2 separate regions of the Homo sapiens genome follow, and region 2 is linked to region 1. The links are chromatin loops, found by intact Hi-C in ENCODE. Cell type or tissue: breast epithelium. All regions are shown on one strand. Each heading gives the region's core, and the rest is flanking DNA. Links, peaks and the distances in the headings are about the cores only. Region 1 overlaps TMEM117 (transmembrane protein 117). Region 2 overlaps ADAMTS20 (ADAM metallopeptidase with thrombospondin type 1 motif 20).

Region 1 (16,261 bases), core at 3,468-11,467:
TTTTGTCATATCCTTTCCCTCAATACCCCTCTCTTTTAAATTATTTTATGACAGTGACATGTAATTAATTTTTCTTATTTTTAAACATCTTACTGTGTCAATAAGCATATATTTTCATAATGTGTAATGTATAGTATAAACCCAATTTTAATGTCTGCTTATTGTTCCATTGAGTGTGTCTAACATAATTTATTTCATAGTTTTCTTGAATTTGGGGTGTTTTCTATTTTCCTCTTTTATAAACAGAGCTTCAAAGAATGTCCATGTACATACATACATTAAAAATTATGCTCATTTGCACAATATATTTAAGAAAAATGCCTAGAATTAGAATTTTTGAGTCAAAGAATGTGCACATTTTTCACTTGGTATATATTTCCAGGTTGTCCTATGAACTTTGATCTTCAATTTGGAGAAATATAAATTTTTGAAAAGAAGCTATAATCTTTGACCCACTAATTGAGAGAATCTATCTCATAGAAATATAAGTAGTTTTGACTGGGTGCGGTGGCTCACGTCTGTAATCCCAGCACTTTGGGACACCGAGGCAGGTGGAACACCTGAGGTCAGGAGTTCGAGACCAGCCTGGCCAACATTGTGAAATCCTGTCTCTACTAAAAATACAAAAAATTAGCTGGACATAGTGGTGGGCACCTGTCATCCTAGCTACTTGGGAGGCTGAGGCAGGAGAATCACTTGAACCCGGGAGGTGGAGGTTGCAGTGAGCAGAGATCGTGTCACTGCACTCCAGCCCGGGCGACATAGTGCGACTCGGTCTCAAAAAAAAAAAAAAAAGTGTTTTTGTATAAACATATATGTAATATTTTGAGGGCTTGTAGCAGCTAATAGCTGAAATCAGTGTGAATGACCACATATAAGAAAAAGTTTGAATAAAATGTGGATCATTCATGTTACATAATATTATGTAGCCCTTGGTTTAGATCTGTTAACTCATGGTAATGCCCATGATACTAAGTGAGAAATACCAGTTGCAAAGTAATATGGATAGTATGGTTCTTTTTTTGTAAAAACAAAACACACACACACACACACACACACACACACACACACACAGACAGAATAATACTTTATATATGTTTATGATTTGTTTGAATGTACAGGAAGCTGTGAAAGGATACACTCAAGTTCTTAAAACTGTATCTTAGTGTGTGCATGTATATCTTAGGATTGTTTCACGTTTTACAATGAAAAAAAGTTTTGCTTTTGTAAGAAAAAGTAAATAAGGAAGACAAAGAAAAAATCAGGGCCTTAACAAACCACTCTGACTTTTCTGCAGCCTTAACAAACCACTCTGACTTTTCTGCAAACTGTGCTTTCAAACTAGACAGCTTCCTGTAGTTCTCGGAGGAATTTCAGGGCTTTAAAGAGTGTGTCCTGAAGTCAGGATCACTTTTATAGTTAGCTTAATTGGTATATTATTTTACACAAGATAACAGCTAAACTGTTGCGATTTCTCAAGTCATTGATGTTCTCAGAGGTAATCATCCTCAGAAAGGCTGCTGAAAATATGGTCAGCTTACATCCTGGTCTGGTTCATGTCAAACAACCAATTTTTTTAGAAGAGGAAATAGAGGATGAAATAGCAAAAATGTTTCAATTTAAGAAATTGTTTTCAGAAATAATCTATACTTTTCTATTGATAAGAGGAAGGAACAATTTTTGTTACAGCTAAAAATATAGAATAAAATAAGGTGACAACAATAGGTTGTAGCTAAATGCATGCTTTTATTAACTCACTAGATGTATGCTGTGATTTTGATTAAAATTTTGTCTTTCTGAAGGAGAGAAGTAAATATTAAAAAGGAAAAACCTTGGTATGTCTTAGAAAATTTTAAGCCTAGTAGCACTATGTAAAATCATTTTAAAATGAGAAAGTTTAGAAACTTGGAGAACAAAAGTGAAATAAAAACTTTATTTGGAAAAGTAAAATTGGTTATTGCTCATGGAAAAAATCTTGATCATTCAATGTCTGTGAACAGAGATGTTGACACAGTGAATTAAATATGGCAGGTGACCATTCATAAATGTGTACCAATGATATATTGAAAATATCTAGTGAAAGAAGTTCCTGGAATACTGTATTTATACTTGATTAGCCAGTAATACTTGCGTTAAATGATAAATGCTAGTCATAAATGCTGATGAATGAATAAGTTTGTCAAGCATGATCAGATCAGGGATCTGAAAACCCTGTATGTTAATATTATTTTTAATATAGGTAGATAATGGATACACATATGAACAGTTTTATCAAAGGATATACTGAAATTGTTCTATTCCTGTGCGAGCCTCAGAATTCAAAATCAAACTATAATTTTGACATAGATCATAAATAAGTGATAATAAGTTAATGAATAAGGCAGATTTTATTTTATGTTTGCTAAAACTTTATCATCAAAACAGTTTAAAGCATTGTATTCAATGTCAATGAAATTAAATACTAAAATAGAAACAAAAGTTTCCATGGGGGTCATTGGTGACTACTGTATATTTCAGTGTATAATTGCATATGCAACTCCATTGCTCCCTGTTGGTGAGGTCAGTGTGAGTGCCATATCACTCTGAAGCAAACTTATATGTCTTCTCAGTGCAGGCCTCAAAGTAGTATGCAAATATATTTTGCTATTGGATGAGATTAAGTGTATCAATGCGTATAGCTAACCAGTAGAGGTACAAGTTGTGCCTCCTCCTAATTCTGGGTCTAATGAGGGCTATGTCATCTCCATAGTTTGATTCTAAACCATCCTACTGTGCCTGCTTGCTGTATTTTTGGAGAGCCCCAACTCCTTTCTACGTATTTCATCAATGTACATTGTATCAGCATGCATAGTTTGAAACACTAATTTATTCAAGTTTATCTAATTCAACTAACTGTTAATTTGTTTCTGCTGCCTTTGGAGTAATCTATCTCCAGGCCTTCCTGTGTTATCTTGAATAATTGAGAGTGTACTCGTAGAAAGAGCCACATTGCTGCAGAAGGTGCTGCTAAGCCTCCAAGAGGTTCCCTTCACTTGAGCAAGATTGAAAGTGATTCCAGCTGGCTAGAAAAAAATTACATGAAGGCTGTAATAGACCTTTAGGAAGGAAATCTGTTTCTACCAAGACAGAAGAATAATTCATTTGTAAGGAATATAAATTAAAGCTTTCTTCAAGTCATTGGAGTGTCTCTAATATTTTTCAGGTAGCATTTTTCATACTTCCCTATTTCATCAACTTTTAGTACAAAATTTTCCAAGCTTTAGTTTTCTCATTTATAAAATAAAGTAATAATGCCTGTCCTCAATTCTACGAATTTATGAAGATCAAATAGGAGGATGTAAAGGCTCCTATAAATTATAAATTTACCCACTATCGTAAGGCATTGTTTTCTTTATCAGGGTGGCTTTTGCTTTTTTATTACTTTTCATAACTACTTGCACTATATACTGTTATTTGAATACAATAACATAAAACCAACCATGTTACATGGTTACATAACTTTTTTAAAAAAATTTCTTTCTAACTTCAATTTTTATTCCTTTTTTTTTTCCTGTGCAGAAAGAAAAATCAGCCTGTCAGCTACTCATGTCTAATTTCAAAATTATCTTGCAGAATTAAGCAGTTAAGACTTTGTAGAAATTTGGGGAGTATAAGGAATTGCAGATGAATGCCAGCTCCTCCTGGGCATACTGTTGTTCTTAATGTAAAAGTCCGGTTTTGCCCAGCATCAATTAATGGTGCCTTGGAACTGGGTGCAGGGGTCCCTAAAGATCTCCTGCAGGCTGAGACAGTCTCCCTTGAGCCATTTTCCACAGAGCCAGAGTGGTGTGACCTCTTGCTGCTGCAGTATTTCAAAGTGATTGTATTTCACTGCTCTCATAAACACATCTTGTAAAAGAAACAAGGTTGTCTTTTAAACTGTGCTCTTGCTTGACAGGAAAAATAAAACCCAGTCTACTTTCAGGACCTTATGGCCTAATAAGAAGTCAACCCTTTTCATTTTTGTTAAGAATAGTTTTGTATCAACTTGCCATTCTTCATGTAAAAGTATAATTTATTATGAAAGAAGAGAATCTGGATGATAAATAGGACTTTTATGTTCTTGTTACCTGTGATTCAGAAAATTCTAACTCACAGAGCTGGTTGAATAGAGAATTCTAAAACCGACAACAAGGAGATGCTTGTTAAATCTACTTTTTAATGCTTGTTTATTTTATTATACACATGACATGTACTATTCACTGTTCATCTTATGTATATGGGAACTTGCAATTTTTGGTCTATTATACATGCCTATATATTTTATGTTTGGTGCTATCAGGAACATAGATATTATTAAACAAGGCTAGGATTTATTTTACTTTACTTTATATTTGTAGGTTATTATGCAGTCCAAAGATTACAGAGATGAAGGGAAATTAGACCAATTATTTTCATATGATATTTAGAGAAAAGCATTTGTGCATTCCTTTGTGTCAGTAAGCATAAGAACTCTCTGTCACCCAGGCTGGAGTGCAGTGAATACAAAGAAAATGTAAGATATTTTACTAATACTTTTTATATTGATTATGTGTTGACATGATAATATTTTAGATATATTTGATTAGGTAAAATAGGAAATTAAAATCAATTTCACTCTTGAAAGACTTTAAGTCCGGGCGTGGAAGCTCATGCCTGTAATCCCAACACTTTGGGAGGCCAAGGCCAGCGGATCACCTAAGGTTGGGAGTTTGAGACCAGCCTGACCAAAATGGAGAAACCCCATCTCTACTAAATCTACAAAATTATCCAGGTGTGGTGGTGCATGCCTGTAATCCCAGCTACTCAGGAGGCTGAGGCAGGAGAATCGCTTGAACCCAGGAGGTGGAGGTTGCGGTGAGCTGAGATGGCCCCATTGCACTCCAGTCTGGGCAACAAGAGTGAAACTCTTGTCTCAAAAAAAAAAAAAAAAAAAAAAGGCCAGGCACAGTGGCTCATGCCTGTAATCCCAGCACTTTGGGAGGGCGAGGTGGGCAGACCATCCTGGCTAACACAGTGAAACCCCATCTCTACTAAAAATACAAAAAATTAGCTGGGCGTGGTGGCAAGCGCCTGTAGTCCCAGCTACTCAGGAGGCTGAGGCAGGAGAATGGCGTGAACCCAGGAGGCGGAGCTTGCAGTGAGCCCAGATCGAGCCACTGCACTCCAGCCTGGGAGACAGAGCAAGACTCCGTCTCAAAAAAAACAAACAAACTAAAAAACAACAACAACAACAAAGACTTTAAAAATGTACTTACTAAAAAATTTAAAATTATGTGTGAAGCTTGCATTATATTCCTCTTGCACAGTACTTCTCTAAGCAGTCTTGGCATAGAAATATTATGGAAGGCCAAGGCGGGCGGATCACCTGAGGTCAGGAGTTCAAGATCATCCTGGCCGACATGGTGAAACCACGTCTCTACTAAAAATACAAACATTAGCCAGGCTTGGTGGCAGGCACCTGTAATCCCAGCTACTCAGGAGGCTGAGGCAGGAAAATCGCTTGAACCCGGGAGGTGGAAGTTGCAGTGAGCCAAGATCACACCATTGCACTCCAGCTTTGGGGACAAGAGTGAAACTTCATCTCAAAAAAAAAAAAAAAAAGAAATATTATGTTTATATCCTTTATCCTTCTTTACCAAATTACCTCACTTTACCCCATATTTTGAGGACAGTTTAAAGAGGTCTGCACGTTCTGCAAGCACTACTTTCTGTTGTCTCACATCAAAAATTTCATTAGAAGTACCTGAAGAGTTTGCTCTTCTCTAAGAGGTTTCATCTATAAAAAGTTGATTTTAAATTCACTTTAGGTCAATGAGCATAAATGTTGTGGAGTTTAGCTGTGCATGTATGGAAAGGAGGCTTTCTTCCTTGGGCAAGGGCACCTTCTGGTGGTATATACTGAACATAGCAGCTTATTCGATGATCAGATGTAGACTTTAAGATTCTGGAATTGGCAAAAAAATTCATTTCAGGTGTTTGGAGGAAAAAAACTAAGATTAACGATAAAGATGTTCATTTCTCTGCAGCATCTTTTATAATTGAAGCTCATCTCAGTTCTGGGACTTATTTTTCTTAGTTACACAAGGCTAAGGTTGAGACAATATAATAAGAGCATTCTGATTTGGAGTGCTTTTTAAAATTGCAAAGTTCTTATTTGAGTTTTTGGGTTATTTTTCCCAAAAGTTTCCAATGGTGGTTTTTGTATCCATTATAAAAAGGAGAAGAGTTCTATATTTTTGTTCTTTATAATGTAAAACTTGAGGATGTTTAGGTTATTTAGTATATACAAGTAAGCTTCATTAGATAAATGAGGAAGAAGAGGTATAATAAATAAGCCCTATTACATTTTCTCAAGAAGTGATTTTAGTTATTTTGGAGACATGCATTTAAAAAGAGAAACATTGTTGAAAGGCTCAGGATCATGTATTTCTTGTCTTTTTCTGTTTCTTCTTGATGTATTATAGTACATATGATTATTCAAGTCATATCTCTTCATCACCGCATTTCATATACAAAGCCTGCCAAAAATAACTATGAAATAGCTGAGATCTTAAATACTGAGAACAAAATAGATTTCTCATAATTTGGAATTACATTAACCAGAAACAGTAAGACAGTTAAAATATGAGCCAACATCCAGCTATCAGCTAAATAAAGATTTCCAAAACCACTTATTGCCTTTCAGGCTGATGTAAGAATAGTTATGAGTGGTTATAAGGGAATGAATCAGTTGGATTTCCTTTTAATGTAGAGACCCTGGCAGCCCATTTCTAAAATTGTGCTTTAGTTATGCATATTACCTTCTTTGGAACCTAGTAAAAATGTGAAAAACGTTCAGATGATGAAAACATAACACAAATACCATTCTTTCTTTGTATGAAAGACAAAAAAAAAAACAAAAAACAAAAAAAAACCCCAAACAAGGATCTAGCCAAGCAACTCTATTCTAAGGGAGGAAATATAGTAAGAGTGGCCTGTAGCCAGGCATAGTGGCTCATGCCTATAATCTCAACACTTTGGGAGGCTGAGGTCAGAGGATTGCTTGAGCCCAAGAGTATGAGACCAGCCTTGGCAACATGGCAAAACCCTGACTCTACAAGAAATACAAAAATTAGCTGGGCGTGATGGCTCACGCCTGTAGTCCAGCTACTCAGGAAGCTGAGGTGAGAGGCTCTCTTGGGCACAGAAGGTCAAGGCTGCAGTGAGCCATGATCACACCACTGCACTCCAGCCTGGGCAACAGAGTGATACCATCTCAAAAAAAAAAAAAAAAGAAAGAAAGAAAGATTGTATTACTCTATTAGTGAAAGGAGCCAAAATTTACCCATATTGACAGCAGAGAGCTGAAATGACTATTTTACTTGTATGAAAATATTGTCTTTGCTTATTAATTAAAATGCTTTCATGAGTTGATATGTGGTAATATACTTTTAGATCAGTATATGAAATAGTATATATTATTATATTGTATTATTTATTAGGTAAATCTCAATGGAATAAAAAAATTCATTCAAACTCATTTTCCCAAAAAGGCTATTTTTAGATTTATAGTATTTGTTTTAGTGATAACTTCTGTTCAGTTCTCTCTAGCATTTCCAGAAATCTATGCTTGTTTCATGGCCTCCAGTAAAGGCTTCTGTTGATGAGGGGGTTTTGATCCCATGTCTGTCCAAAAAAGACAATTGGCTTTTCTTGGTAGGGAAGGATTCATTTAAGTGGAATCTTCCAAGCAACTGTCTCTACCATCTTCCATATTCTTGCTCCACTCTTACTGTTTTGTTTGCCTGTCGTGGAGTCCTAATTAGGGAAAAAGTCTCAGGCTGGTGGGAACAGGGGAAAGCCAAAAGAAAAAGCAGATAAGCTAAGTCTGCCTTTCTTCCTGGTCCAGGACATGTAGCCCTCCTGCACAAATAACTCACAATCTTCCTGCATTCAACTTACCACCAGACCCTACAAGTTAGCACACTGCATTCTTGGCATTATCAGTACTGCACAAAGCTCTCTTCAGCACACAGCACAAGCACCATCCTATAAAATCCCCAGCAAGCCTTTGTCTCCTTGCAGTCAGCTCCACTCTTGCTGACTTGCCCATGGCACGCTCGCAACGTATTTTCATACTTTCTGCTTTCTCTAATAAATCTGCTTTTCTTTACTTACTAATGTCTTGGTAAATTATTCTAACTGCCTGCGCAATACAGGCCCCAGATAGTCGCTACCCGAGACACCTATCCCATCCCATTTATGAAAGTGAGGCAGCAAGCCAATAAACACTTCATGGATTCGTAGCAATCACAGTCTCTTGAGAGCAGGATGTCCACCTGACCTCTTTTGGTGTGAACAATTCAGCTTTGTGTGTATTGGTCCTAGTCAGGGCGGGCTGTGTAAGGACACTGTTTTGAGATCAGCATGCCCTGTGCCTGTGTAGGCTTGTTGTCAACATGTGAGTGCTTCAAAGAGAATAGAGTACAGCTTCCCTCCTGACTTGTTCTCTTGCTTTCATAGAGATTTAAGGGCCTCCCCTATTTTCTTTTTCTTTTCTTTTCTTTTTTTTTTTGATATCCAGATACAGTTTATTTTCATGAGAAAGAACTTTTTTTAAAAAAACAAATGTGAATTCATTGTAAAACATTAGGGAAACGCAGCCAAGAGGGAAAAAAAGAACAGTATCTATAATTTACCATTTTGAGATGACTACTGTTAATACTTTTGGGAGTTTTCTTTTTAGGCATAAATATATACTTTATTTTTTTTTTAATAAAGAAGATTTATTACTTTTTGGCTTTTTGGCTAAGACCAAGTGTAAATAAAAAAGCTTTAACCTTAGCGTGTGAGACAAATATGTATACAATAAATTTCACCATAATATGGTAGAAGCAGTAATACAGATATGCACAGGAAGCTCTCAGAATACAGAAGACAGACATTTAGTTCAACCAGAGGTAACCAGTGAAGGCTTCCTGGAGATGGTTACACAAGAGATTAATTTGAAAGAATAGGTAGAAGTTAGCTAAGTACGGACAAGAGAATAAGCATTCCAGGTATGAGACATTTTACTATGAAACAGTATGTTGAGCACAGATAATTACAACTAATGAGGTATTTCTAGAATATTGAGCATAAGTTGGGATAGAGATAAAGGCAGTCAGCATGACATGGGGGAACCTTGTGTATCATATTATATATCCCATATGCTATAGAGAGGCATTAAAAGATCTTAAGCAGTAGAGTAATAATTTAGATAGATGGTATAGATCACTTTGGCAGCAGAAAGAAGGATTAATGGTGGAAAATCCTGGAGACAAGATTACAAGAAAACATCTAAGGAGGTAAAGAGAGAGGAGAACAGGGACTAAGGAATATAAGGGACATATAGAGGGCGGTGTACCTGCAAAGAAGAGGAAGAAGAATTGCTAGAGATGGAGGAAATATCTAAGAGAGTATGGTGTCATAGGCATCAAGACAAGAGAGTATTTCAACAACAACAACAACAAAATGGTCAAGTAGGGAAGGACTGGGATGTTTCACTTAGATTTGTATGTAGATCACTTAAGATTTTATAAAAGATATTTCAGTGGAGTGGGGATAGAAGTCAGATTGCAGTTGGTTCAGGAGTAAATAGTACTTAGGCAAATTCAAACAGCTTGCATAGCTTAAAAAATTGGGCTTTGAAGGTGAGGAAAGAGACAGCAATAATTTGAGGGGGACATAGGTTTGAGAAATGTTTTTTTTCTGGCGAGGTAGCCATTTCTTTTTTTTAACTTTTAAGTTCAGGGGTACATGTGCAGGATGTGCAGGTTTGCTACATAGGTAAATGTGTGTCAAGGGGGTTTATTGTACACGTTATTTCATTAGTCAGGTATTAAGCCTAGTACCCATTAATTATTTTTCGTGATCCTTTCTGTCCTCCCACCCTCCATCCCCAGAAAGGCCCCAGTGTGAATTGTTCCGCTCTATGTGTCCGTGGGCCTCACCTATTTTCTCTTTTTTTGGAGACAGAGTCTCTCTCTCTTGTCTAGACTGGTGTGCTGTGGCGTGATCTCGGTTCACTGCAACTTCTGCCTCCTGGGTTCAAGCAATTCTCATGCCTCAGCCTCTGGAGTAGCTGGGACTACAGGCACATGCCACGACAACCAGCTAATTTTTATATGTTTCTGTAGAGATGGGGTTTTACCATGTTGGTGAGGCTGGTCTCGAGCTCCTGACCTCAAGTGACCCGCCCTCCTAGGCCTCCCAAACTGCTGGGATTACAGGTGTGTGCCACCGTGCCTGGCCTGGGCCTCACTTATTTTCAGTGAGGGGTTGGGTGGCTGCACCTGCTGTCATTTTTACCTAAAGCAAGAAGCAGAAGTACTGCCTGGGACAAAGCTAGAATCCAGTGCTCAGGAAGTTTCCTAGGATAAAATGTTATTGAGAATCTTATAAATAGCTATTCCCTGGGGAGAGTAATGATTAATGCCAGTTAAAAGTGAAGAAGGTACTTCTCTTCCTGCTGTTTTGTGCAATGTACACAAAACTGAGTAAAACAAATTATTGTAGGTTGTTGAAATAGCATCATGAAAAATTAAACAGTTGGAAGACAACTATTGTGGCATATATAGGGGCTTTTACAAGAAACTAAACTAAGGATGTTCTTTAAAATGTGGAACTGGAGTCTACTTAGGGTTTAGTCTGGTTTGTGACCATGCCCTTCAGCCAGTGCAGACATTTGATCTCAGGACAGGTGCCCCTGCTGCAGAAGACCGCCAGCACCCTGACTCCAACAGCTCTGATGCATCTCACTGCCAAGGCCTGGATGGAAAAAAATTCAGCAGAAGTTACACTTATGACGGCAGAAAGTTCAGCAGAAGTTGTACTTATTTAGGATCAGATAGAGGGCTGGGGTAGCTTCAATAGCCAGACAAGGACCAATCTACTCAAGAACAACAGTGATGAGAAGACAGATTTTATGGACTGGGTGTGGAAGGAAAGGGGCTGTGGCTGTAAGAGTAAATTATGTGGCTGCAGGTGAGACCATTTGTTTGTTTCATAGTGAGGATCAAAATAGCAGTTACAGATCCCTTCTTTCTGTGCTATGCTGTGGAAGCTAAGATGGCTCTATGTGTTTTTGTATAGCTGGTGTGCCAAAGTTAGCCTCTATTTGGGGCAAATCTGTAGAAGAGAAGTAAAGCAAAAGAGATTCTATAGTATAATACAAAAGTCTAGGTGCAGAAAAACTAAGTTCAGATGTTGGTTGTGCCACTTACTAGATGTGTAACCTTAAATAATTTACTTTCTCCGAACATCACCAGTTTCATATCTGAGAGATAGGCATAATACCTACCTCACAGTATTGTTTCAAGGATTAAAGAAAATACAAAATGCCAAACCCTCCACATTGTACTTCATATATTCTAAAGGCTCAGTAAAGACTAATTTACTATTCTGTATGTGATTCTATGTAGTATGAATAATCCTTTCCCATATCTTATTGATCAGATATGCCATCCATTAGCCATACAACTATTTTATAATTATGTGCTCTTTGTTAGTAGGGGTTTGCATCATCAGTGCGAATGAATTGCTTATGGAAAAGCAATTGTGAACTCATGCCCCATGGATAATGAATGGAGAGAAGTTAGGGGATATTTATTGAGCCCTTATTGTGTACTTTTGTGCACATTAGTTTTCTTTTTTTTTTTTTTTTTTTTTTGAGATGGAGTCTTGCTCTATCACCCAGGCTGGAGTGCAGTGGCATGATCTCGGCTCACTGCAAGCTCCGCCTCTCGGGTTCACGCCATTCTCCTGCCTCAGCCTCCCGAGTAGCTGGGACTACAGGTGCCTGCCACCACACCTGGCTAATTTTTTTGTATTTTTAGTAGAGACGGGGTTTCACCACGTTAGCCAGGATGGTCTCGATCTCCTGACCTCGTGATCCGCCCACCTCGGCCTCCCAAAGTGCTGGGATTACAGGTGTGAGCCACCATGCCTTGCCACATTAGTTAATTATTACAACAACTTAATGAGATAGATACTATTACAATTTTTTTAAATCATGAAGAAACTGAGGATCAGAGATTAAGTTGCCCAAGGTAATGTTGATCAGCGGTCCCCAACCTTTTTGGCACCGGGGTGGGTTTTGTGGAAGACAGTTTTTTCAGTGACCAGGGTTAGGGGAGCAGGAGATGGTTGCAGGATGAAACTTGCACTTTAGATCCTCAGGCGTTGGATTCTTTTTTTTTTTTTTGAGATGGAGTTTTGCTCTTGTCACCCAAGCTGGAGTGCAATGGCATGATCTTGGCTCACTGCAACCTCCGCCTCCCGGGTACAAGCAATTCTCCTGCCTCAGCCTCATGAGTAGCTGGGATTACAGGCGTCTGCCACCATGCCTGGCTAATTTTTGTATTTTTAGTAAAGACGGGGTTTCACCATGTTGGCCAGGCAGGTCTTGAACTCCTGACCTCAAGTTATCCACCTGCTTTGGCCTCCCAAAGTGCTGGGATTATAGGTGTGAGCCACCGAGCCTGGCCTGGATTCTTAAAAGGAGCACACAACCTAGATCCCTCGCATGTGCAGTTCACAATAGGGTTCACACTCTTATGAGAATCTAATGCTGCCACTGATCTGACAGGAGGTGGAGCCCAGGCAGTAATGCTTGCTCTCCAGCCACTCATCTGCTGCGCAGTCCAGTTCCTAACAGGCCATGGACCTGTACCAGTCTGCGACCCAGAGGTTGGGGACCCCAATGTAGATAATAAATGGTGTGGTTGAAATAGTTTTGTTTGAAAGTAGGATTTATCTTTTTTTTTACTTTCTAATGTCGCATTTACTTATAAATAAGAGAACTGTTGAGGGACAGACTATAACCACTTTGCTGAAACTATGAAAAAAGCAAGACATAGATTTTGTTTATATTTAATTCTTAAAACAATGGGTGATTCTTGCATCTTTCTTGCAGGTTCATTGGGTAGCAGTCTCTGAGAAGGAGGTGCAGGAAGTTCAATGGGGAGTGGTCTTGGGAAGGGAAGAAGGCAGAGCAGGATAAGACAGAGGCACCAGTTCGGTTGCAATATAGTCACAACAGGGTCCCTATGAGCACCACACAGGGAGCTCTGAAACTAGAATAGTCCTTCAGAGTAGGCCTGAGTGGGATGAGAGCTTGGGCTTTTATACAGTTGAGAGTTGAGATCAGTCAGCTGACAATCTTCCCAGCAGCTTGGAAAATCAGTCATTTGGTCTTAAAAGGGGTATTTGGGAAGTGCCACCCAGTATTCATGACATGTTCTATAATATGTAACTCATAAAAAGGAGAGAAGTGACATTTAATGTAGGAATATAGATTTATTTTTAGTGTTCTCTTTTTGAAGCAGTTATAAAATAAATAGAAATTTAATTTTTGGTATTTTCCTTTCAAATGTTAACAATTCTTTTTGCAACTTCTGGGTTAGGTTGACATCGTACTTTGGTCTGGACTGTAAGACCGTTAGTGAAAATCTGTCAATAAATCTCACCCCATGCAGTGTAAAAGTACCTTTTCTCTCTTCATTCAAATGAGAATCGTTTAGATGTCCTGTCATTCTAGATGGGTTTTGAAGACAAAAGTAGCATCTTTCTTTTTCATCAGATTTTAGGGCTAGAGAAAGAATTTATCCAAGGGATATTTTCTCTTCTTTTTTGTTTTTTTTTGTTTTTGTTTTTGAGACGGAGTTTTGCTCGTCACCCAGGCTGGAGTGTAGTGGTGCAATCTCGGCTCACTGCAACCTCCGCCTCCTGGGTTCAAGGGATTCTCCTGTCTCAGCCTCCCGAGTAACTGGGATTACAGGCATCCGCCACCACACCCGGCTAGTTTTTGTATTTTCAGTAGAGACGGGGTTTCACCATCTTGGCCAGGCTGGTCTTGAACTCCTGACCTCGTGATCCACCAGCCTCAGCCTCCCAAAGTGCTGGGATTACAGGTGTGAGCCACTGCGCCCAGCCCCAAGGGATATTTTCTTATGAATACTTTTAAAGAAGACATTGATTTGTCTCAGTTCACTTAGATGTCATGTTATATATATTCTAAAAGTATTTTAAAAATTCATCTGACTTTTTTTTTTCTAAAGAGGAAATCTCGGCAGAAAAACAGTACTTATTTTTGTTACTTTCTTATTGATTCCTAATGATTTCCCCAGAGGTGGTCATGCATGTGGAGGGCCATCCTCCTCCACACCCACTAGCTTCTTACTTTACTGACAGATATGATACAATCATCTTTGATGTGTCTCAATTCTATTCCTCCACATTTCAGGATTTATCTACTTTTAAAATAATGGCCCTTCCTTTTCCCTTACCATTTGACGAGTATTTGTTGAGTGCATACCATGTGTTAGGTATTCTTCAAGGTGCATGGAATATGCCAGTGAACAAAACACACAGAAGTACCTGTCCTCATTGAGCTTACAGTCTTAACTTTTCCAGATTCTGTTTCTGTTCTTAAGGCATCTTCTAACATTTCTTTTGGGAAATACCTCTTGAATTTTTTTTTTTTTTTTTTTTTTTGAGATGGAGTCTCACCCTGTCACCCAGGCTGGAGTGCAGTGGCGTGATCTCAGCTCACTGCAAGCTCCGCCTCCCAGGTTCATGCCATTCTCCTGCCTCAGCCTCCCCAGTAGCTGGGACTACAGGCACCCACCACCATGCCCGGCTAATTTTTTTTAGTAGAGACAGGGTTTCACCATGTCAGTCAGGATGGTCTCGATCCCCTGACCTCATGATCCACCCGCCTTGGCCTCCCAAAGTGCTGGGATTACAGGCATGAGCCACTGCGCCCAGCCAGAAATACCTCTTGAATTTTTAAGCTTTCTAACTGCTTTCTAGAAAACACTCATATCCTCTTATTTTATATAATTTTCTCCTTATCAGGCTACCCTAAAACTACCATACTCATATTTTTTTCCTCTATTGTTTTAAAGTAGTCTGCACTTACTCTCAGCTTCCTTAGTTCTCTATTATTCCTTAACCTCTTGTGATCCAATGTCTTTCATTAGAAGTTTGCAAAACTGTCCCGTGGAAAATATACTTTAAAAAAATCCATTTTTTTTGCCTCCACTGCTACACTGTCAATATCTCTCTCTTGGACCATTGCAATAGCCTTTTTCCAAACTGGCCTCTTTGTCAATAATTAGTCATCAAATCTACCTTATAAGCTGCTGTCAAAATACTCCTGGTATCAGGAGGTCAAGACTACCCCTAGTTTTAATGACTCATGAGGAGAATTCACAGGCCTCAGCATATATTAGGACTCATGGCTGGGATTTATTATGGAGAAAGAATCTAAAAGAAAGTCAACTAAGGGAAAAGGTGCGTGGGGCAAAATCCTGGGGAAATTAGGCACAAACTTCCAGAATTGTTTCCCAGTGAAGGCACACAAGACACACTTAATTCCCTCAGCAAGGGATTGTGACAACACATAGGAAATGTTGCCAACCAGGAAAACTTGTTAGAGACTCATTGGCCAGGGTTCTTATTGGGTGCTGGTCTTGTGGGCACCCTCTGCTTGGCATGTTACCAAATTCCAGGCTCCCAGAAGGAAAGCAGGTGTTCAGGGTAAGCCATATCGTTTATATAAACATTTTAGGCATAATGAACCAGGCTTTTAAATTATGGAATGATAGGAACCTTCCCCAAATCCAAGTTCCCAGATGCCAGCCAAGGGCCAACTTTGCAAGCAGGCTTTTCTAAGGACAGCAATTTAGGCCTGCTATGTTAACTATTTTCTGTACACTCTTCCTAAAGTGTAGCTCTAATCTAACTTCCTTCTTTCCTTCTGGAAATTCCAGAGATATTTATTGGAAATCTGCAATGTATCAGCCACTATTTTAGATACTGGGGCTACAGTGATAAACAAAATAGATAAAATCCTGTCATGTTTTGATCTATAAGAGAAGATAGACTATAAAGAGATAAATGAAAAATGAATAGTAAATGTCAGATGGTAGTCAAGATTATGAAATAAAGCAGTTTAAGGGGAAAAGAACAAGGGATGGGGTAGGCACTATTTTAGATAAGGTCATCAGGGAGGCTTGTCTGAAAAGGTGAGATTTTATCATAGACTTAAGGGAATGTCTAGGCAGAAGGAATAGCAAGTGAAAAGCCCAGAGGTGAAATGAGCTGGATATGATGTTCCAGAAACAGCAAGAAGGACAGCGTAGCTGGAGTGCAGTGTGGAAGGTAGAGCATGGAAGGAGATGAATTTGGTAAAATAGGCAACAAACAGATTATGTTG
Region 2 (16,261 bases), core at 5,532-13,531, 430 kb before region 1:
CACAGCCAACATTTCTAATTTTTAAAGTTGAGAATAACCTGTGATCCAGTCCCAGAAAGATATATTTGTCTACATTTGGAATCTAAGAGATACCTATTAAATTATTTATCTCCAATATGGTAGCATATATCTATGTAAATGTACTGAAGCAATATTTTTAGCACAAGGAAAAGAATTTCAACTAAATGTAAAAGGCTAATAAATCAAACTATTTATGTTTGATTTTAATAAATATTTTGCATCTTGTATTGAGGTGAAACTGATATAACATAAAATTAACCATCATTAAACGAACAGTTCAATGGCATTTAGTATATTCACGATGACGTACAACCATCACCTCTATCTAGTTCCAAAACCTGTTCACCCCAGAAGGAAACCTTGTACTCATTAAGCAGTTGTTCCCCTTACATTTGGCTTTATAGTTCCAAATGCAATTCCTGAGATAGGCTGTTCATTATAGATTCAGATTGCCAGTTACATAAGTTAATTATTTGAGTCAATATTTCACATCTTATTAATGTACAGCAGATGCTTTCTCAATATCAGCTCTGCACCATTACCTACCTACTCCAGCTTGGTGAATTATAGATAACTCGCTATTAAGATATTTCACAGGCAGAAGGAAAAGGTTTTTAAAGCATCATTTTCATGTTTGTGTCTAAAGTGAAATTCTTTAAGCCTGAAAGCTAATTTCTAAAAATAAATAACATAAATTAAGTTTATACTTTAGAAATAGCTAACAGACAATATACTGTGACTACATTCATTAACATATAAAAATGTGAAACCACAGTTCTTTTTCTGACTTTTTTAAATACAAGAGCTTTTACAAAACTGTATTTAAATACTTTAGCTACATAGTAAAAAAAAATTAAGAAAATTATTTAAAACATTTAACCCCAAAGAATTCTACAATTAATATTAGACAAAATGATAGAAGAGAATTTTATTCTAAATACACATGCAACTAATTGAATATAATTTCTGGTTATCTAAAATACACGAGAAAAAAACTGAAAACAAATTATTGTTCAGAATTTCATTAAGTTTTTTTTTTTTAAGTAATACATTTTTGAGTGCTTAAGAACATATGTATAGGGAGCGCTAAGCTCAGTATGAAATGAAATTGCATGCTTGCTAAAGGGACTCCTGTTTTCCAAGAATTCACATCAACTACAGACTTCCATGAAATTGCACATAAGCCACATACTGGCTGTTGTTTACGAGAAATGTTTACCAAGGTAACTGTCATCTGGTTGTCCAGAATAGCTGTACTGACGAATGTCAACGTTTGTTGCTCCTGCGGGAATCTTTACAACAACATTATAACCTGCAATATAATTTTACATATGTTAAATTTCACAAAAAGCAGATGGCCCAGAGGTTATTACTGCTGAATGGATGAAAAATTCGAATAGCATAGTCAGACTTAATTTTGTTGTGTCTTTACAAAATTACACAGTGGTTATTCTTTTTGAGTCAGTACCTTACACAAATTACTGAGGATTGAGAAAAAGTGGTTGTTGTCAAGAAACAGAGTTTAAGATTCTTAACTTTTCCTAATCTTTTCCTACTTCTAATATTCTTAATATAGAATGGAATGAAGCTAGTATTTTAGCTCCTGAGACCCTTAGTACACATACCCATTTTTAAGCTTTGTTAATGCTTTTATATTTTATACTGGGAAAAAAATAGAAGATTTCAAATACAATTCACAAGTCCAGGAGATATTAAAATAATTGGTCATTGCTATGATATATTCACACAGACTCAGTAAACAGCAAAATAATGAAATTTTTCAATTTCATTATTGAAAAATCATAAAAAAAGAAAAAGTTTAAAGCTCAAGTTTTAGTTTGTAGTATAAGCAGGAATCTCTTCATCTATTCCCCAAATTTTACATTATTTTTACAAGAATACTAATAAACTTGTTATGAGAAAAGTAAAAAGTTTACTCAAGTGAAATGAATGTAATATTTCCATTTTATGAAGCCAAATTCAGCGACATTGGCACTGCTCAAAAGAGGAAACATTTTATCTAACATATATTAAGAAAAAACATTTTCATGAAAACTAAAAACACTCACATTACATAGTTGTCCAAATACGCAGGTTTTTAAATATACAATTAGTTATACTCTAAGGATATTATTCTAAGTTTTTCCTTTTCCTTATTTATTAGGATTTCCTCCTAGTTAACTGCACCATGAGTAAAAAGTAATTTTTCTCATACACTACCTTTGATAAATATGGAATTAACTTAAGAAGACAGTTCAAAAAGAGCTTAAATTTACAACCCTAATGTCAGACTATCTTGCATGTGTTTTAGAGCAGACTTATTTATATCTAAGGCATCACATTTTTAGTGTAAGACGATAAGAAATAGTTTCATGATTCGGTATACACTATATGCCTACTGGTTGTAGGTTATTGACCTACAAGAATAATTTTAATTAACCTCCTTTTCACTATAAAATATTCTTACCCACTACTTTTACTATTTATATCTTTACTATTTATTATATTTTTTTCAAGAAAGCAAGCCTAAGGCATTGCAAAGGTGACAAGATGAAGGCTACCACCAGGGGGCAGAAATGTGACAAATGCTAATCAGACCTTGCAAATGAGTTTAACGCATTGTTCTATTTGCAAACTGATTAATGCACAGTACAATTTTCACAAGATTACATATTTGATCTTAATTTGGTTCATGTGGCTTTATCCTGGAAAAAATATTTTTCAGTAAATACAGACTGTAATAAGTATGTGCCATGCATTATAGAAGGGAATCAAATGTGTGTAGCTCCCAAGAAATAACTAGAAAAATCATATATCAAATCATCTAGTAACCGAGATTTGTAAATATCAGAGTATAAAATGTACTATGTTTTTCACATACATAAAAACATAAATATTAAGTTTTAAATTATACTGTTTTAATGGAAGTAAGTAACAATTTGAACACACATGAACACAATTTAAAGCTGAACAGTCAGACTGTAAAAAATAGGCTAGGTGTGGTGGTTCATGCTTGTAATTTCAGGACTTTGGGAGGCCGAGATGGAAGGATCCCTTGAGGCTAGGAGTTTGAGACCAACCTAGCAATACATTGAGACCCATCTCTACACACACACACACACACACACAAATTAGATGGGCATGGTGGTGAACACCTGTAGTTCTAGGTACTGGGGATGAGGAGGTGGAAAGATTGCTGGAGCTCAAGAGTTCACAGCTGCAATGAGCTATGATTGTGCCACTGTACTACAGCCTGGGCAACAGAGTAGCACCCTGTCTCTAAATAAATAAATGAATAAATAAGGTTGTAAGAAATAAATTTAATTTGCAAAGAAAGTTTTAAAGATCTGCTTTAATTATCATAAAAACAAAAAAAAATTGCCCAGAAAACATTACAATGGAAAATACTTTACATAGTCTCATGATATTTTGGAGAAAAATTAAATTATGGCCAATATGTGATCCAGATACTGCCTGGAAAATCAAATGTGACAATAATTCTGAAACATTTAATTCAGAAAATATATAAGATAATGGTTTCACCCTTCACCTTCAATCAACATTTTCTATGTACTATTAATAAGAAATGTAACAGATAGGTCAAGTCATACCAAAAAAAGAAAGTGATTCAAGTAATGAAAATATTTGAAAGCAAGTTTCCTGGGAAAAATCACAAATATATACATTTTAGGTTATAGGGAAAAAACCATTTCATTAATGGGAGGATTATTCACATATCACACATCACAGTCAAATAGCACTGAATTTACTCTAAGAAATGCACCTAATACATTTTTAAGAATCAGATTTGCCTGGGGCAGGTGAATTCATTAATCAAGGATACATCTGGTCTAATACAGTATTTAATTTTTTTATATTTAGGAAATTTTTCCTTAACAATCATTTTGGACTAAGGGTATAGAGTAGACAAAACAGTAACAAAGAATTACTGTTACACCTTCTTTACAGACTCCATTATTATACTAAATAAAAGCGAAATCTAGAAACAAATACACAACTTACCATAATGAGAACTGTTGAAGACACCTGTTATTGTCTTGCATGAAGAGTTGTCCCCACCACACACTCCACATTTGTCTATCTTGGCACTGGAGTTTAACACGTGATCACAACCAGCTGCCTTCAAGACACAATTACAATCAATATTATAAGAATGACTAATTATGAAGAAAAGAGAGAAGATCCAAATACATACAATCAGATATGACAAAGGGGATTTACCACTGACCCCACAGAAATATAGATAACTCTCAGAGGCTACTATGAACACCTCTATGCACATGAACTAGAAAACCTAGAAGAAATGGATAAACTCCTGGACACAAACACCCTCCCAAGACTGAAGGTGGAAGAAAGAGAATCCCTGGACAGACCAATAATGAGCTCTGAAATGGAATCAGTAATAAGTAGGCTACCATCCAAAAAAAGCCCAGGATCACACGATTCCCAGCTGAATTCTACTAGATGTACAAATAAGAGCTGGTACCATTCCTACTGAAACTATTTAAAAAATTGAGGAGGAGGGACTCCTCCCTAACTCCTTCTATGAGGTCAGCATCATCCTGATACCAAAACCTGGCAGAGACACGACAAAAAAAAAAGAAAATTTTAGGCCAATATCCTTGATGAATACTGATACAAAAATCCTCAACAAAATACTTGCAAACCAAATCCAGCAGCAAATCAAAAAGCTTATCCACCGCAATCAAGTAGACTTCATCCCCGGGGTGCAAATTTGGTTCAACATATGCAAATCAACAAATGCAATTCATCACATAAACAGAACAAAATACAAAAATCACATGATTATCTCAATAGATGCAGAAAATGCTTTCAATAAAATTCAACACTCCTTCATGTTAAGAGCTCTTCATAAACTAGGCATTGAAGGAACATACCTCAAAATAATCAGAGCGATCTATGACAAACCCACAACAGCTATTATACTGAATGGGGAAAAGCAGGAAGAATTTCCCTTGAAAACTGGCAGAAGACAAGGATGCCCTCTCACCACTCCTATTTAACATAGTACTGAAAGTCCTGGCCAGAACAATCAGGAAAAAGAAAAAAAGAAAGGGCATCCAAATAGAAAAAGAGGAAGTCAAACAATCCCTGCTGGCTGATGACATGATTATATATCTAGAAAACTCCATAGTCTCGGCCCAAAAGCTCCTTAACCTGACAAACAACTTCAGCAAATTTGCAAGATACAAAATCAATGTACAAAACTTACTACCATTCCTACACACCAATATTAACAAACTTGAGACCCAAATAAGGAACACAATCCCCTTCACAATGGCCACCAAACGAATAAGATACCTAGGAATACAGCCAACCAGGGAGGTGAAAGATCTCTACAATGAGAATTATAAAACACTGCTCAAAGCAATAGAGATGACACAAACAAATGAAAAATACTCTATGCTTATGGATAGGAAGAATCAATATCATTAAAATGGCCATATTTCCCAAAGCAATGTACACATCCAATGCCATTTCTATAAAACTACCATTAATATTCTTTATAGAACTAGAGAAAACTATTTTAAAATTCACATGGAACCAAAAAAAGAGCCTGAATAGCCAAAGAAATCCTAACCAAAAAGAACAAAGCTGAAGGTGTCATGCTACCCAACTTCAAACTATACTACAGGGCTACAGTAACCAAAACAGCATGGAACTGGTACAAAAACAGACACACAGACCAATGGAACAGAATAGAAAGACCAGAAATAAGTCCATACAGCTACAACCATCTGATCTTAAACAAAGCTGATCAAAACAAGCAATGGAAAAAGGACTCCCTATTCAATAAATGGTGCTGGGATAAATGGCTAACCATATGCAGAAGACTGAAACCGGAACCCTTCCTTACATCTTATAAAAAAATCAACTCATGATGGATTAAAGACTTCAATGTAAAACCCCAAACTATAAAAACCCTGGAAGACAACCTAGGCCATACCATTCTGGACACAAGAACTGGCAAAGATTTCATGATGAAGACACCGAAAGCAATTGCAACAGCAAAAACTGGAAAATGAGATCTAGCTAAATTTAAGAGCTTCTGAACAGCAAAAGAAATTATCAACAGAGTAAATAGACAATCTACAGAATGGGGGAAAATATCTGCAAACTATACATCTGACAAAGGTCTATTATCCAGCATCTATAAGGAACTTAAATAAATTTACAAGAAAAAAAAACAATCCCATTAAAAAGTGAGCAAAGAACATGAACAAACACCTTTTAAGAGAAGACATACATGCAGCCAACAAGCCTACAAAAAAAGCGCAATATCACTGATCATTAGAGAAATGCAAATCAAAACCAAAATAAGATAGCATCTCACACCAGTCAGAATGACTATTATTAAAAAGTCAAAAAATAAAAGATGCTGGAAAGATTGCAGAAAAGAGAACGGTTATACACCGTTGGTGGGAGTGTAAATTGGTTCAACCACTGTGGAAAGCAGTGTGGCGATTCCCTAAAGAGCTAAAAACTGAACTACCATTCAACTCAGCAATCCCATTACTGGATATATACCCAAAGGAATATAAGTTGTTCTACCATAAAGACACATGCAGGTGTATGTTCATTGCAGCACTATTTACAATAGCAAAGACATGAAATGAACCTAAGTGTCCATTAATGGTAGACTGGATAAAGAAAATGTGATACATATACACAAAGGAATACTATGCAGCCATAGAAAAGAATAAAATGACGTCTTTTACAGGAACATGGATGGAGCTGGAGGTCATCATCCTTAGCAAACCAACACAGGAACAGAAAGCCAAATATTACACGTTCTCACTTGTAAGTGTGAGCTAAATGATGAGAACATATGGGCACAAAGAGGGGAACAACACACACTGGGGCCTGCTGAGGGTGGAGGGTAGGAGGCGCGAGAGGATCAGAAAAAGTAACTATTGGATACTAGGCTTAGTATCTGGATGATGAAATAATCTGTACAACAAAACCCTGTTACACGAGTTTACCTGTATAAAAAACTTGCATATATACCCCTGAACCTAAAATAAAAGTTAAAAAAAAAGAATGACCAACTATAAGCATGGTGCTTTAAAGTTTACAAAGTTCTTTTCACAAATATCCTTTCAATTAACAGGAGATTCAGTACAACAGAATTGTTTCAAAATATATACTCATCTAGTTGTATGTAACATTTTCACATATTCATTTAAAAAGCCAAGTTTATTAAAGGGTCATCCACAGACCTCCTGCATCAACATCACATGGGGTGGTATTTAAAAAGACAGTATCCCAGATCTTCTGAATTATAATACTTGGAAATAAAACCTAGGAATCTGCATTGTAACACTGACATTGATTCCAATACCCACTGTCATTTGAAAACCACTCTTAAAAGAAATGTAATTCAAAGAGACTAAAGTATGAGTATGTAAGTAACACATTAGAATACTCCAAAAAGATGACTTCCATGGTTATTATTTTAACTCATGACCTTAGAACTCTGCAAATAGTCTTAGCTTCAAATAAGTATTTAAAAGTAAAGTTTTCTCTAAAACTAATACCCAGCATAACAGTGCTTATTTTTAAAAATGAATGAATAAATGAATGAATATACAAGTAGATGGCTTGTTCCAGAAATTTCAAAAAAACAAATGCAGCTCCTCTCCATGAAGAAGCTGTCCTCTGCATACATTGCAATAACTCTTTCCATTGTTTGGAATGGCCTTCTAAATTTAGTGATCAGCAAAGAAAATTTCTTAAGCCTAGTGAATTTTTTTATACACAAGGCAGATATTTTCAAAATCAAAATGTTAAGCATATATTTTCTGAAAGTAGCATGCCTCTATATGTTCAGATAATCTTCATCATAACTTTTGCATTGTCATATGACTTTATGCTGCTAATTTAAAGCACAACTTTTTTCAGGCCACTGAATAACCTTTTCAGTATTTAAACTGTTTCCGACTTAAATTATTTTAATTCTCTTTGAACATCTCATTAGCTCTTTGGGTGAACAGCCTTTATCACTGAGATAAGGTAAAAGGTATTTGTTCATGGGGAGATGAAGTTGGCCCTATAGAGCTCCACTTTAACTGAAGGAATAAGTTCATAACTTATACTTATATTTTTAATTATTTTTTATCTTTTATTTTCAAACTGACAGATAACATTGTATGTTTTTATCATGTACAACATAATGTTTTGAAGAATATCAATACATTAAGGAATGGTTAAATCTAGCTAATTAACAAATGCATAACCTCACATAGTTATCATTTTTGTGGTGACAGCACATAACATCCACTAAAAATAGAACTACCATATGATCCAGCAACCTCACTACTTCCAAAGGAAATGAATTTAGTATATCAAAGAGATATCTACACTCCCATGTTTATCACAGCTCTATTCACAATAGCCAAAATATGAAATCAAACTAAGTGTCCATCAGTGGATGCATGGATTTAAACAATCTGGTTTATATACAAAATGGTATATTATTCAGCCATAAAGAAGAGGAAACCTTGCCATTTGTGACAACATGGATGAACCTGGAGGACACTGGGTTAAATGAAATAAGCCAGACACCAAAAATCAAATACTATATGATCCCATTCATATGTGGAATCTAAAAAAGTTGATCTCATAGAAGTACACTTACTATATTCTTTAGACCACATTCACTATCTTAGTTCTCAAACTCGCCATCCATTCTCAAGACTGCCATTGCAATGTTTGTGCTTTAACTCAGCATCTCATCTGCTCTGACCTACAACCCTGTTAAATGGACCACCTGCCTCCAATCTTCTAAACCCAGTATTTTGAAGATTCCAATATGCAAATCGAATCACATCTCTCCCTTGACTTCAAATGCTTCTATGTGTTTCCAAGGAGTTAAGAAAAAAAAAAAGTGCATTTGACAACCATCTGCTAGTCCCTAACTCCAACTCTGCTCCCATACTTCCTCATCTTCCTAAAACCTACTCATTTCAATACTTAGCACAAGTCTTATGCGCTCCATAAAAGGTTCTCTGAATCCTTTACCCACCTCCCCATAAAATAAGAAACTCCTTTCAATATCTCCATGCTACCTTGCAGATGACCCATAGCAGTGCATTCTAATTGTTTACATGCCTATTTCCCCCACAAATCTGTGACCATCTTGGAAGTGGGGTTCTCTGCTCCAGTCTTTTATCCTGGTGACTTGAACAGTATCTGACATCTAGTAGCTACTCAATCAATGTTTGTTGAATGTACATAAAAAATAAGTGACAGAGAGCTGGAAAGAGGAAGGGAGAATATCAATGGTTTCAACGGACAAGGAAAACATTACTGTAGAAGCTTACACTTAAAGTAGCAAAATCTCCTTACAATCCTTTTATCTTATTATTTTCTATCTTTTTAGGAAGCTGACCTCATTCCTATTTTGATTATGAGTACAATAGACCACAGAAAGTCATCAAATTTATCTTAATGCTTTGTTGAGGCATTCTTGATGACAGAGAATTCCCAGTAACCAGGCTAACCATACTTCTATAGATAGCATGATAACAAAGGTTGCTTTGTTGGAATGCATAAGAACATATGCTGAAATAGTAAAAGTAATATTTGGTTATATAAATCGAAAAAAAACATTATTCTTAAAGTCACTTTAAATCTAATAGAAACTTATAGTTTACTTACCATACACTGGCCTTGAACACAGATGTCATGAGTTTCAGTTCCACAAGGAGTACCATCTTCAACCATATCCTTCAATAGGTAGAAATAATTGGTTCCAGCAACCTGACAATAGAGTTTACAACGATCCTTTGTGCCAACTGTAAAAAAGAAAAAGGTCAAATTTTTAATGTATAATAATAAAGCTATGTGTTCTTACGTCTCAGAAAAATTTACATCAAAGAACCAGCATAATTTACTTACTGCCACTGTATCTTGGAAGCCACCTCACATTAGAGGGAATGCCACTGATGTCCAAATGTTTACCATTAAAATCAGAGCACTGCTTCTCTCGAAAGTCTTGTGTGCCTTTTGGACATGAATCAGTATTACATGATCGAAATTTCATCCTGCGGCCCACACAGTAATTTCCTCCGTTTCTTGGCCTAGTCAAATTCATTACATTTTAAAGCACATCAGTACAACATTATTTGTGCCACTTACTTCTAAAAGTTCCATTCTTTTCCAGGATCTAGAAAACCAGTGAAGTCCCACTAACACTTTTTAACAGAAGTATGTAACATGAGTTTTACGCAATTCTATGCATAATGAACCACAAAAATATCCACCTTAACGTGGACAGTGAGCCTAGAGGGCAGAAACGATACCTTATTCTTGACTAGGTTAACTAGCAAGAAACCAACAATGGAAGTTTTTTCTTAAACTTCCAAAAAAGGGTTTGCTCACTTTCTGGAAAGAAGAAAAGACATGTGGTGAGCCAAAGACAATAACAAAGGCAGGTGCCATGTTAAATAAAAAGGAAATGTATACACATCTGTCATGTATATCTTATTTATCACTCAATTCAAGGAGTTTTATGGTATCAATCTATATCCATGTTATTTTGACTTATGCTGGAAAATAAAATTTTTTGCAGAATTTTTGGAATATAAAGACTTCTAGTATAATTTATCCTAAAATTTAAATGAGCCAAGATTTTATTCAGAGTAAGTCACATTTCTGCATTAAAAATGCTTATTAATAATACTTTAAGTAAAGAGTATCATATTGCTTACCAACTTATATATCATATATACAACAAAAACATTAATTTAAAATCTTAATGCAATATCTAAGCCCTTTTAAATAGTTTGATGAGGGGGAGATATGCTTTAGTACTTATTCAGCTAAAGACAATGATGCGTCTATAACACAAGAAGCAGAGAAAATAAAGTATCACATGTCACAATGCACAAAACGGTAAAAAATTGGTAACCAAACTATATATGTTATCCAGAAGATCCGAAACATAAGTGAAAGTAGCCAGGATGTTTCATTAGGCATACAGTAAATGTGAAAATGACATTATATAACTGTGATTCATATTTATATCTCAAAATTTATACTAAATTAAAAAACAAAAAAATGAAGAAAATGGATCTCAGTTCAGATTATAAAATTTAATCTATTTATGTTTTTTTTTTTAAATGTCTGAATCTACCAAAATATAAATCAATGTGACTTAAAGTGCTCCAGAAATTTTCTGAATCTCAGAAACTTACGGACTGACCTCCAGTTTTAGAAGTGAGTGAAACTGATGTTTACTTTCTGGTGCCTTGAGATAATCTTAATTTATAGTGACATAAAAAAGACATACTCAGGACGATTACAGCGCCTGGTTGCACTTTCGATTCCGCCTCCACATGTTCTTGAACAAGAACTGTAAGGTTCCCATGGTCCCCATTCACCATTTACAGGACGTGTTTCCGTTTCTTTGTTTACACATAGCCCATGACGGCAATGCTATAAAAATAATAAGCACAAAAAGAAATGATGTGTGTCTCTAATTAGAACATCACAAAAATTATAATAGCAGCATAAAGATCAACAGAAGAACAAACTAAACAATTTGAAGCTAGCTGTTATTAATTCAGATTACATTTGAAATGATTTTATGAATATTTCCTACCTACTAAGATCTGTGGAATAGAAAAGGAGTGTAATATTTCTTCTGGCTTTAAGATTTAGAGTGTCATTGGGGAGGAAGGAAAAATTAAATAGTAAAATGGAATATGGCGGGTATTTTTTGAATAGAAGAAACCAAATACCAGGTTAATATGGTATATTTCCATCCTTCCATTTTTTTACTCAAAGTATCTATACACTCTTCCACTCTTATAAAAAGCTTTCTACTTTATTCTATCCGAAGTCTCAAATGACAACCTTGTTCCTTTACTTTCATCAGGAAAATGGAAACTTACAGAAGAATCTACCCACAGTCTCTCACCACCTGTTCTACCCATTCAACAGCATCTGCACTCACATTCAGCCTTGCTACCTGTTAGCACACATGGAAAATTCACTATCCCAGACAAAGTCAATCCCCCTGCTTGTGTACTTAATCCATCCCTTCTCACTACACCAAACATCACTCCAGCAATTCTCTCATCTCTTCTATATCATCATTTCAGTGATAGCTAATCAAAGTATGACCATGCACTCATGCCAGTCTATGAATTAGTTTCCAGACTGAGAGACAATAACACAACTTGAGAGTAAGCATTAAGAAATTTTTGTAAGATTTTTACAGAGAAATTTTATGTCTAAGTAAATAATTTAAAAATTGGCTTATGTTTATTTTTAATTGTGGCAAAACATGCATAACATAAAATTTACCATCTTAGCCATATTTAAGCATATAGTTCAATAGTGTTAGGTATACTCATTGTTGTGCAACCAATCTCCAGAACTTTTCCATCTTGCAAAACTGAAGCCCTATACCCATTAAATGACAACTCCCATTTTGTCCTCCCTGCTACCTCCTGGTAACCACCATTCTACTTTCTGTTTCTATGAATTTGACTACTCCAGATAGTTCATACAATTGGAATCATATAGTACTAGTCTTCATGTGACTGGCTTATTTCACTTAGCATAATATGCCCAAGCTTCATCCATGTGTCAGAATTTTCTTATTAAAAATGAATAATATTCCATTGTATGTTGTCTTAGTCCATTTTGTGCTGCTATATAAGAATACCCAAGATTGGATAATTTATAAATAACAGAAATTCATTTCCCACAGGTCTGAGATCTGGGAAATCTAAGGTCAAGGTACCGGCAGGTTTGGTGTCTGATGAGGCCTTTCTCTTCTTCCAAGATAGCACCTTGCACACTGCATCCTCTGTAGGGAGAGAATGCTGGATCCTCACAGAGCACAATGCAGAAGGACCGAGACAGCTCAATCCTGAAGGCCCTTTTATAAGGCATTAAACCCACCGGTGAGGGAAGAGCCATTATGCCCTAGTCTTATCAAACAGGCCCCATCTCCCAATACTGTTACACTGGCAATTAAATTTCAATATGAGTTTGGGAGGGGGCAAACATTCAAACCATAACATACGCATTTACCACACTTTATTTATCCTTTCATCCATCAATGGACACTGGGTTGCTTTCATCTTTTTTTTTTTTTTTGAGATGGAGTCTCGCTCCGTCACCCAGGCTAGAGTGCAGTGGCGTGATCACAGCTTACCGCAACCTCCGCCTCCCACATTCATGTGATTATCCTACCTCAGCCTCCTGAGTAGCTGGGACTACAGGCGCACGCCACCACAACCCGCTAATTTTTGTATTTTTAGTAGAGACAGGGTTTCACCATGTTGGCCAGGATGGTCTCAAACTCCTGCTTTCACCTTTAGATATTGTGAAAAATGCTGCTATGAGTATGAGTGTACAAATATATCTTTGAAATCTTGCTTTCAATTCTTTGGGTATATATCCAGAAGTAGAATAGCTGGAGAATATGATAATTCGATTAATAATTTTGTGAGGAATGGCCACACTGTTTCCCATAGAAAAATATGGCTTATATTTTGGATGTCTTTTTTGCATTTCATTTTCCTAGTCAATAATTTTTATTACTTTGTACAAAAGTATCAGTTTATAAATAATCAGAAATTTTAAAAAAGAACAAAGACAATATTTTACTACAGATAATTTGCAAAGTGGTTTCCTAGATTATCACTACAGATAATTCACAAAGTAGTTGCCTAGATTATTCTCATTAACATACAAACACAGCTGTTATTTCTCTCACTTTAAGAAAACAATAGCAACAACAAAACCTTTCTTAGATCTCACTGCCCTTACCAGCTACTGCTCTGCTTCTCCTTGAAAGAGTCGGCCATGTACATTCTTTAACTCCCTGTCTATTCTCTCATAACCCCGCCCCATGAGGAATATATCCTATTCCTCCATGAATCTGCTCAAATTGTTAGAAATGCAAAATGCTTGTTCCTCGGTGCTGCAAAGAAATAGCACTCGAACATAAATTTAAGTTTCTCAGCAAGGCAATTTTTCCTTTCTGCAAAAAGGGTGCTCCTCACAGATGGAACAATGGCAAGAGCACACCTGGACAGGGCAGGGGCAGGAGTTCTTACTCCTGACACAGATAGACCCTACTGCTGTGTCATTCCCTACTGGCTAGGGTTGGACTGCATAGTCTAAGCTAATTCCGATTGGCTCTTTTAAAAAGAGCAGGAGTACAAGCCAGAGTGGCGGGGTGAGTAGTTTGGTGGGAAGGATGGGTAGGAACAGGTAACTAAAGATGACTTAGGTCAGAGCAGGTAACCAGGGGAACAGATATGAATTACTGATTAGGAATGGCAGGAAAGTTGTTTACTGAAACTAGAGACAAGGAGGCAAAAAGAACCAGGAAGTTAAACTTTAAAATGGAGAATCAAAGAATAAGAGAGCTGAACATACTGACATACTGATTCTTTGAAGAGAAACCTGGGGTTCACTATATTTAACAATGTGTAGGACACCAATAGCCAGTTCTTATTCTCTGTCTTCCTTGACTTATCAGCAATGTGTGCACAATTAATCATGCTTCTTCTTTGACATAATTTTTTTCTCTTCATTTCCAGGGCTCTACACACTTGGTTTTCTTCCTTTCTTCAAAACTAATTGTTCTCATTTTCTTCTGTTGTTTTTTCTTTTTCTTTGTGACAACTTAGTGTTGGAATGTTTCTCCAGGCTCACATCTAGTTTTTTTATTCTTTTCTGTTAACAGTCACTTCTAGTCCAGATCTCTCTCTTAAATTATCTTCTTCTCTGTGACAACTTAATGTTGGAATGTCTCTCCAGGCTCATATCTTGGTTTTTTAATTCTTTACTATTAAGAGTTACTTCTAGTCCAGATCTCTCTCCTAAACTCCAGACTCATATATATGCCTGCTTACTTATGACTATTTACTAGAATGTCTAATAAACATTTCAAGCATAGCATATCCAAAACTGAATTCCTGCCTTCCCAACTCAAAACCTACTTTTACCAAGTTGATCTAAGTTGTTCAGCCAAAAGCCTAGTCATCATTTCTCTTCTTCCTCTTTGAACACTCCACATCTGATACATTAGCTAGAATAAATGTTCTAGTTCCTTTTAAAATATATCAAAAATTGACCTTTCATTATCTCACTACTACTACTCTGGTTTGAGCACTAGCATCCCTTACTTCTATCACTGAAATAGCTAAGTAGATGTCTGTTTCCACTCTTGTCCCCGACAGTTTAGCCTTAACACAGTTGCCAGGATGATCTCTTTTTAAACTAAGTCAAATCAGGTATGAATCCATTCAAATCTTTCATTATTTTACTTTGAGTAAATATGCAGTTCTCACAATGGCCTGTGTGAACCCCAAAAATTTATGACAGGTCTCAGTTAATTTAGAAAGTTTATTTTGCCAAGGTTGAGGGCATGCCCATGACATAGCCTCAGGAAGTCCTGATGACATGTGCCAAAGGTGGTGGGGGCACAGCTTGTTTTTATACATTTTAGGGAGACATGAGACATCAGTCAATACATAAGAAGTACATTAGTTCTCTCCAGAAAGGTGGAGACAGCTCAAAGCAAGCCCCTCCCCACCCCCCAATGGGGACTTCTAGGTCACAGGTAGGTGACAGACAGATGGTTGCATTCTTTTGAGTTTCTGATAAGTATTTCCAAAGGAGGCAATCAGAATATCCATCTATCTCTGTGAGCAAAGTGATGACTTGAATAGACTAGGAAGCAGGTTTGTCCTGAGACGTTCCCAAGTTGAAGGGTCCCAAGATATTTTTCTTTCACACCTGCAATGCCCTACGAAATCTTCCTTCAGTTACTTCTTATAAGTCTCTTTCTCTCTTCACTTCACTCCAGCTAAAATGTCCTCCTTGCTCTTCTTTGAATACTCCAGGCATACTCCAGACTTAGGAGCTCAGCTGTTCCCTTTGTTGGAAACTCATTTACCCCAGATATCCTCATAGCTAACCCTCTCATCTCCTTTAAGACAGCTAATTTGGTAACTTCATATAATGTCTGTCCTGACCATCATATTTTAAATTGCAATCTGCCCTCTCCTACTATAAAACTTCTAATCAGCTTCCTGCTCTATTTTTCTGGTGTGTGGCACCAATCAGTTTGATGGTACTATTATATTAATTATTTGTAATATTCTAGTCTCCCTCTAGAACTTGAGCTACATAAGGGCAGAGATCTTGTTGAGAGACAGGACTAGCT

The links. Peaks named below come from ENCODE experiments on the same cell type or tissue, not always from the same donor. Only the 100,000 strongest peaks of a DNase experiment are listed, where the experiment ranks them.
Region 2: a loop joins it to region 1, with 26 times the contacts of the local background. A loop is called at or near these places in 50 of 110 quality-filtered maps.

The regions. Positions count from the first base shown.
Region 1 is chr12:43,876,856-43,893,116 of GRCh38, forward strand. The region is part of intron 2 of TMEM117 (transmembrane protein 117); the gene reads left to right. Among named protein-coding and RNA genes, the nearest start is that of TMEM117, 49 kb to the left of the region's middle. In breast epithelium, for the core only: a CTCF peak has its summit at 5,931 (motif pointing left); DNase peaks (open chromatin) are centred at 5,898 and 8,386.
Region 2 is chr12:43,442,551-43,458,811 of GRCh38, forward strand. It overlaps ADAMTS20 (ADAM metallopeptidase with thrombospondin type 1 motif 20), which reads right to left. Exons shown (of 39, transcript NM_025003.5): 12 at 11,357-11,502; 13 at 9,964-10,145; 14 at 9,724-9,860; 15 at 4,045-4,162; 16 at 1,241-1,333. Among named protein-coding and RNA genes, the nearest start is that of ADAMTS20, 100 kb to the right of the region's middle. In breast epithelium, for the core only: no CTCF peak of the experiment used is centred there; no DNase peak of the experiment used is centred there.